Linked DNA regions of Mus musculus: regions 1 and 3 are each linked to region 2. A link is a loop called in an ENCODE intact Hi-C map of the cell type or tissue named here. Cell type or tissue: left cerebral cortex. All regions are shown on one strand.

The links. Peaks named below come from ENCODE experiments on the same cell type or tissue, not always from the same donor. Only the 100,000 strongest peaks of a DNase experiment are listed, where the experiment ranks them.
Region 1: it touches region 2 in a loop (2.3-fold over the local background); 2 of 42 quality-filtered maps call a loop at or near these places.
Region 3: a loop joins it to region 2, with 2.9 times the contacts of the local background. A loop is called at or near these places in 3 of 42 quality-filtered maps.

The regions. Positions count from the first base shown.
Region 1 is chr1:23,256,245-23,258,744 of GRCm38, reverse strand. No RefSeq gene overlaps it. Among named protein-coding and RNA genes, the nearest start is that of Mir30a, 15 kb to the left of the region's middle. In left cerebral cortex, a CTCF peak has its summit at 1,142; DNase peaks (open chromatin) are centred at 741, 1,157 and 1,893; H3K4me3 peaks cover 2,466 bases; H3K27ac peaks cover 2,078 bases.
Region 2 is chr1:22,799,279-22,801,778 of GRCm38, reverse strand. All of the region lies in intron 1 of Rims1 (regulating synaptic membrane exocytosis 1), which reads left to right. Among named protein-coding and RNA genes, the nearest start is that of Rims1, 5.6 kb to the left of the region's middle. In left cerebral cortex, no CTCF peak of the experiment used is centred here; DNase peaks (open chromatin) are centred at 978 and 1,380.
Region 3 is chr1:22,660,367-22,662,866 of GRCm38, reverse strand. All of the region lies in intron 2 of Rims1 (regulating synaptic membrane exocytosis 1), which reads left to right. Among named protein-coding and RNA genes, the nearest start is that of Rims1, 140 kb to the left of the region's middle. In left cerebral cortex, no CTCF peak of the experiment used is centred here; DNase peaks (open chromatin) are centred at 569, 811 and 1,136; H3K27ac peaks cover 1,663 bases.

The sequences.
Region 1 (2,500 bases), 460 kb before region 2:
TGTTAAGACCTTAGTATTCTCCTGATGCTACAAAGCAAGTCTCAACTATAGTCCACAATGGATCTTTTCCACATCCAGTGCTTGTCTAGGGCACAGACTTTGGCAAGATGCTATTTTTGATGTTTAATTTACATTTGGTATAAGATTTGAGATTTTTTTTCTCACTGAGTATTTACTTGATTTTAAAAATATTCCTTCTTACAAATAAATTGAAAGCTTTCCTGTTATTTTCTAAATGAATTTAAAAATGAGGCAGCACTCAAGTGAAATATTATAGTTATGATTACAACATTTAATTAGACATCCAATCAATGCAAACAGCCACTGATTATTTAAGAAACACACCTCTTCAATGGCTCATGTTCAAATAAAACTAGGTCATGAAGTGTATTATGTTAATTCAACGTTGTTATCATTCTCCTAGAAACACTGCCAGTTGTCTTTGTCTTTAAATATGCATTCCTATTTTAAGCCATAAACTTTCAGGCTAGATACAAGAATTTTTCTGTAAATTTTTTCTTTGCTATCTCTCCCTTCTTTCCAGAAAAGCATGGTAATAATTCTTTTTAAGAATGGGTGGAGTGGACTTTTTATTATTTTTATCTGGGCACTGGATATTTTTTGTGAGCAAATATATGCTGAATATCTAACTTACAAACTTGCATTGTTTATAAGCTTCTAAGCTCCATGGTGGGGAGAAAATAGCCAGCGGAGCACCTGCTATAAAAGCGGCACTCTCACAAAGTGAGAAAACTGTGGTACTTGAACATGTACATACAGAGCCAATACATTCTTTATACATTGCCATAACATATATATGCAGTATTTACATGAGTTCTGTTCATAGCAAGGTTTGGTTTTACTTTGATGGAAAAATGTAGGTTATCTGATAACCAAAAGTTAAGATTTCATTATTTTACATATCTCAAATGATAATAGTTCAACGACAGTGTCAGAACAAACTTTGTAATTATTCTTTGAAATTATACACAGCACTAACACATCTCAACAAAGATGATTATGTAAGTGAGCTGACTTGGCGTCAGTGATATGAACACGGTGGCTATTTTCAATCCTTCATTAAAATTAGATCAAGATGTACTAGCATTGCTACCGTGCCTGCCCGCAAGGGAGACTTAACATTACTTTTAAGATTTACTTGGATTACAAATAAAGTTTTCTTCTCCTTCTCTTGTCACCGGAGACCCCTCCCCACCAACACCTCACCCTTCAACAAAACTTTTCAGTAGAAACCAGTGATACAGAAACCAACGCCATAAACACAAACGCCTGCCCTGGTTTATGCTCTCCTTTGCATAATAAATACTTCACGCTTCTCCAAAATGCCTGGAGAAGGGCTTGCTGGGGGCACCTGCCACTTCACCCTCAGGATTGGTTCTGTCCTGGCCCTAGGACTTCAAGGACTTCGAACAGGGTATCTAGACCAGTCTTAAGAATTGCAAATAAAGTAATGGATACCTTATTTTGCACTCTGGAAGGATCGGTGTGTTTAAGCCACCCGACTTAAAAGTTACTTCTGAGAAAGGCTGAAGGGTGAGTCCCGGGTGCATATAAATATATCCCGGCCTACCATTTCACAACTCCCGCACCACAACGAGGCTTGGAGAAAAAAGAAAAGAAAAGAAAAAAAAAAATCTCCATCGGAGACACATTTCAAAGCTACAAGACTCGAGCGGCTGTCGCCTCCGAGATCACCCACGAGGTGATCTAAGCGGTTAAATCATTGGTCCAAGGTCAAGCAGAGCCAGTCGCAAGCAGCGCAGCTCTGCGACCTTCTAACCTCTCCACCCCGCCCCCGCCAGGCCCCGGACAGCCTTCGCCCCCGAGAGGTTCCCACGGATACCGTCCCCGCGTCAGCGGCACGCCAGCGCCTCTCGCCCGACCGCACTTGTATTTGTTCTCCCCGCCCGCTCCAAAAAAAAGTATTAAAGGCTCTCCTCACGCCTCGGGCCGCGCAGGCGCTCGAGCTCGCGGGCCCCGTCCCGAAGCCGGCTCCCCAAAGCCGCGGCCCGGCTCGGCCCAGCCTGAGGAGAAGCCTCAAACTTTTCCCGGCTCGCACGTCGCGGAGTCCGGCCCGCCGCATTGTCTCCGCGGCCTGAGCGCTGCGGGCCCGGGCGAGCCTCCCCGCACCGCCGCCGCGCTCTTTGTGTGTGTGTGTGTATGTGTGTGTGTGTGTGTGTGTGTGTGTGTGTGCGCGCGCGTGTGTGAATGTGTGTGTCTGTGTGTGCGTGTGTGTGGTGGCCGCGGCTGACAGGACAGTGGAGGGCTGGGCGCGCCCGCAGCTCCGTCCCCGCCCGCCAAGGACTGCGGCGAGCTCTTCTTGCCCGGGGCGCTCGCGGGGCACGAGCAGCCAGCCGCGGGCCCGCCGCCCTCACCACCCGCGCCGCCCGCCGCGCTCCCTACCTCCGCAGCCCGCCGCGCAGCCCCGCTCCCGCGCCTCAGCCCGGCTCAGCGGCCCGGCGCGCTCGCTCAAGAACCC
Region 2 (2,500 bases):
CTGAGGGTTTCAGGGATACTCTACATTGAGTCACATCCATGGCTCAACAAGGCTTCAACCCAGACTTTCACAACAAATGCAGCCACTTCCCCAAGCACTACACTTTCTCTCAACCAAGAAGAAACTTCTAACATTTATCCTTTCCTTACATGAGTTTCTGGTCTCTCTTTCAACTCAATCAAGTGGTTTGACAGATTAAGCTAACAGAGAAAATCAGCTGCTGGTCGTAATGGAGCAGGGCTGAGTTCACTTCTGGTGGTGCACAGAACCTTCCTGTGGATTGAGGGGAAGGGAATGTCCTTCAATTTAAAGATAATGAAAACTGTATTAGTACAATGCAAAGACATTTGCAACTGGGCATCTTTTTATATTTGATTTCTTCCACTTCCTGTATGAACATGGGTTACAAAATTCTTAGATTTTGTAGGGTTTCTTACTCATTCCATATTCTGCCCCTCAAGATGTGACTTGGTTACAAAGACAACTTTGGGCATCTCTGCCTTTTTGCTGGGGGGTGGTACTGTGGCCTTGGTTTTCAAACATCTGTCAATATAACCTGCTTGGGGAGAAAAGATGAAGTAGAAGTCTCTATTACTTTAGTTTTCCTCTGTGTGCACACATATCATGTTGTACTTCGAAATGTGTTGAAAGGGCTTGTTTTCCAGAAGCAACAGTTTGCCAAGCAGAAAAAGAATGAACTAGGGAGACTTAAGGAGGAGGTGATTGTAATGTAGGTGTATTTCTATTGGCCCACACGTTAGGCCAGGTATGTGCTACACTATTGTTCAAGCAAGGATGGATGAGAAGAAAAGGGGGAAAGGTGGATAGTGAAGAGAGATAGTGGCTGAGATGTAAACAGGGTCTTTGAATTCAAGATGTCCTATTGGGCAGAAGAGACTGTAGGAGAGAGCACACTTGCTGCCTTTAGTCCCGCTCCACACTGGTAGTAAGTGGGCTTTGACTCAGAGAAAGCTAACCCTGTGCTGTGTAGGAATCTCACTCTCAAAAAAACCTGTCTTAACAAATGTACAGACACACTGTGGAAGTTCTCAAACATTCATGGGAGAAAATATAGAAAAGAGAAGATTTTTTAAAAAGTGAAGAAAACACAGTGGTGTCAGAAATAATGGGAAGGTACAAAGCCATTGTTTTTTTGGTTGTCCCAAAGTGATGTATTTTTAACTTGTGTGTATGCTTTCTCAATAAGACACTACCGTTTATGTATTTACATTACCATATTTGAGGTTCGCTATGCTTTGCAAATGGGTGTGATCCTTGGGCTGCTGCCAACCTGAGTAATAGAAACACAACCTCTCCTGAAGGTTATTTGTTCAACTTGTTCAACAGGAAGGCTGACTCCTGTAAATCAGTCCAAAAACCTCCTAGAAAGCTCTCGGTGTGAATTCCTAAACCACTCTATTCTCCCACGTCTATAAGAAGCATATGGATGAGCTTGTTCTGCGTGGATTATAAGTGCCATTGTGTTGAATTTCATTTACCTTAATGGTCTATGTTCTGTTTTTAAACAACTTTGAACACTGGATCTTCTGAGATCAGACTGCATGTTCTAGATCTGGTCTAGAGGGTTGGAGAAAATTTCCCTGAGGCACAAGCAACAAGAATAATAGAACCTCAGACTCCTACCTGGTGATTCCAGTCTTCGCTGTTTATTAAAGTCCATAATATAAGTGTGGTTATGGGTTTTGTGGGCTGTTTTGTTCATCTGTTGGGGATAGGAGGCTAGCATGTACTGTTTCCTTTATATCTATCCGACATTTTGCTGGATGCTTACAAATACCATGAATCATTTGCTCAGCTCTTGACATGCGCTCCATTCTGTTTGTTGATTTGTTTCCTAACATTAGTGGAGCCTTTAGAAACTTGGCCCCTTGGCCCCTTGCTCACAGCATTTGGTCTGAGAATCCAGTGACCTCCCAAGCAGCAACAGCAGTGCATATGGCTGGTAGGATCCCCTATGCTTGTCTGAGCACATGCCTCTCCTCTCTAACTTCTGTTCTCCTGGCCTACTTGGTCTTTTGCATACAAGTCTCCCTAACACGGTATCATTCTGCTACTTTCTCCTTGACTGCAAGTCTCTGTCAGCCACGTTATTCTGAATTTTCCCAGGCAGGATACTTCTACTCATAGAACTGTATGATAGTCGATTCAACAAGAAGGCCAGGCATTAAAAGTTCAGGTGTTAAAATTTGGTCAGGCAACGGAGTATGCGAGTAGAATAGAGACACCATTCTTCGTATAGCTTGTTGCACGTGTGGTTCCAACCACTTAAAAACATCCACAGTCTGAAAGGTTGACCAGTGACTTGCTCTGTATAATACTGAATGAGGTTTTGGGTTTTTAGTGTGTTTGTTTGTTTGTTTTTAATGCAGAGCTTCTCTGTGTAGCCCTGGATGCCCTATAGACGAGGCTCCAACTCTAAGACCCACCTACCTCTGCCTCCTGAATACTGTCATTAAAGGACATGTACCACCATGACCTA
Region 3 (2,500 bases), 140 kb after region 2:
AGATCCCGGGGACTAAAATTTTATATCGTATGAAATTTATAGTATATAACATTATATGAAATGCCAGGTTTCCTGGAACTGAACAGAGTTGATAGAAACCATGTGGGTGTTGCGATTCAACCTCAGGTCCTGTAGATCAGCCACTGTGCCCAGTTACTGAGCCATCTCTCCAGCCCCCTATTTGTTGTAATTTACCAAGAGCTTGATACCATTTACATAATTGCTCTATAGTATAAATTTCAAATCATATAGCACTTACTTAAATAAGTTTGTGGATCAGTTTGAATTGAATCTGAAAATGTTACATTTTTCAGTTTTGTTAATAAGTTAAAGGAAATAATGGCCTTATTAAACCCAGAATTCACATGACCTTATTAGGTAAAACTACATCATACAGCTAGACAAGTAAAACTTAGGAGACATTATTTCTGGCTCTAACATCTGCTCCTGTTCATATTTCCACCAAAATAGATCATGGATCAAAAGCAGGGAATCTAGTTCAAACTGGTTTTGTCTGACTGCTCCATGACAGGAAAGAGGGCGTGCAAACTAAAGAACACCAATTGAGTTGGAAAAAAATGGATTCTTAACCTGATTCAGTCGTCAGCTGTCCCTGTCTAATTGTAGTAAAAAATAAAATAAATACAATGTGTGACCAAACGATTGTTAGCAACAATGCATCTGAGGATCACTGAGCTTTCTTTATCAGCCTTTAAGTCACCTGTGATAATCCCATGTGACCAGATATTACACAGCTGGTCATATATAGCAGTGAGAACAAACCTCTACATGACAGCTGGAGGCTACATTAAAAGAATTGCTAAAAGGAGAGCTATCACCTCCAATTTTCTCTCTGGCGGAAGTGTGGGAATTTTAGTTCCAACACTTCCTATATATATTTAGCAGCGTATAAATGATTAAACAATACTTCTGTCAGGCCTGTACCCTGTTCTTCACTTCAATATAGTCACCCAACAAAGAATTTTCATTTACAGCCCAGAATAGTGGTTTATATTTGAGTGTAATTTACCAGTGGTTCCAAAATAGCATGTGTTATTTTTGTAACTGGGATTAAAAATATAGAAAATGTACCTCAATATGGAAAAGTAATTATAGAATTCAGATTCTTTTGAATTGCTATAAAGTACAATCTGAGGAGGGGGCATAATTGGGCAGAGGAAAGCTGCATATGGGTAAACACAGAAGAGGAAAACACGAATCTACCACATGTTGGTTAAACTTCCAGGCAGTGCAGTGGCTACTGCCAGGCAGATTGAAAGCAACTTTATCAATGTTTTTAGCATGAACTTGTAGAGAAATCTTCTAAACCCTACAATCTATTTATTTTTTCAGTCCTTTATTTATCATTCAGATGCTGAGTTGGGGATATTTATTATGTGAGTACCCATGTGCTCTGTTAGATAAAAGGCAGAGAAAAGAAAGCCTCTGAAGCTACATTGAGAGAGGCAGGAAGAACACATCAGAAGACAGGAGGGAACTTGAATACATGAGCAACTGTTTACTGATAGAACTCAAAGTTTTGACTCTAAGGGATCAAACCAAACTGGCCATGACTGTTCAATAAAGTCTACCTCCGAAAGGTCATATTGGGACTCAGGGATGCAGACACACTGAAGGAAAAGGCATGGTGATGAAGTCTATGCTGGAGAAGGAGGGGAGATAGGAAGGAAGAGAGGAGGGAGAAAATGGAAACAGAATCTGACTGCGGTGTTTAGAGATCAAGTTATTAAGGAATAATTAGAACTAGTATGTTCTTTAGAGCTGTGACTCATGATTTAATCCCAGGAGACTTTAAGAGAAGGAACAAATGGAGATCTTCATAGACACTTGTCCTTGTCTGGCTCTGTGCTGCCTCCAGGACCATCAGTCATACAAGATGGGACCCTTTGACTTTGGACATCCAGAATCATGAGCCAAAATGAACCTTGTGTCCTTATAATTAACTCTGTGACACTGTGTTATTGGCAACAGAAAGTGAAGGAATGAAATATGCTTGGTGGACGGGGGAGTTATGTGTAAATAATTTAGACGTTTAGAAGTAATAATAATAATAATAATAATAATAATAATAATAATAATAATAATAATAATAATAAATAGTTTGGAAGCAGCAAATGATCCTGAATTAAAGAAAAACAATAGATTGACTTTGTAGGTCTTCTTGCAGTGTCCTTGACACCTCTGGCTTGCTCAGTCCTATCTCTGACTCTTCTGCAAGAGTCCCCAGACTCTGGCTGATGCTTAGCTCTAGATCTCTGCATCTGCCTCTGTCTGCTGCTCGATGAAGCCTCTCAGGAGAGTCATGCTAGGTTGCTGTCCGTAAGCACAACAGACATAGGATTGTATTAAGCAGAGTAGTGTCAGGGGTTGGCTCTCTCACATACGATAGGTCTCAAGTCAGGGCACTCCTTAGTGGACTCTTCCCTGAGTCTTTGCTCCATCTTTATTCTTACACATCTTGTAGGAAAGACAAATTTTA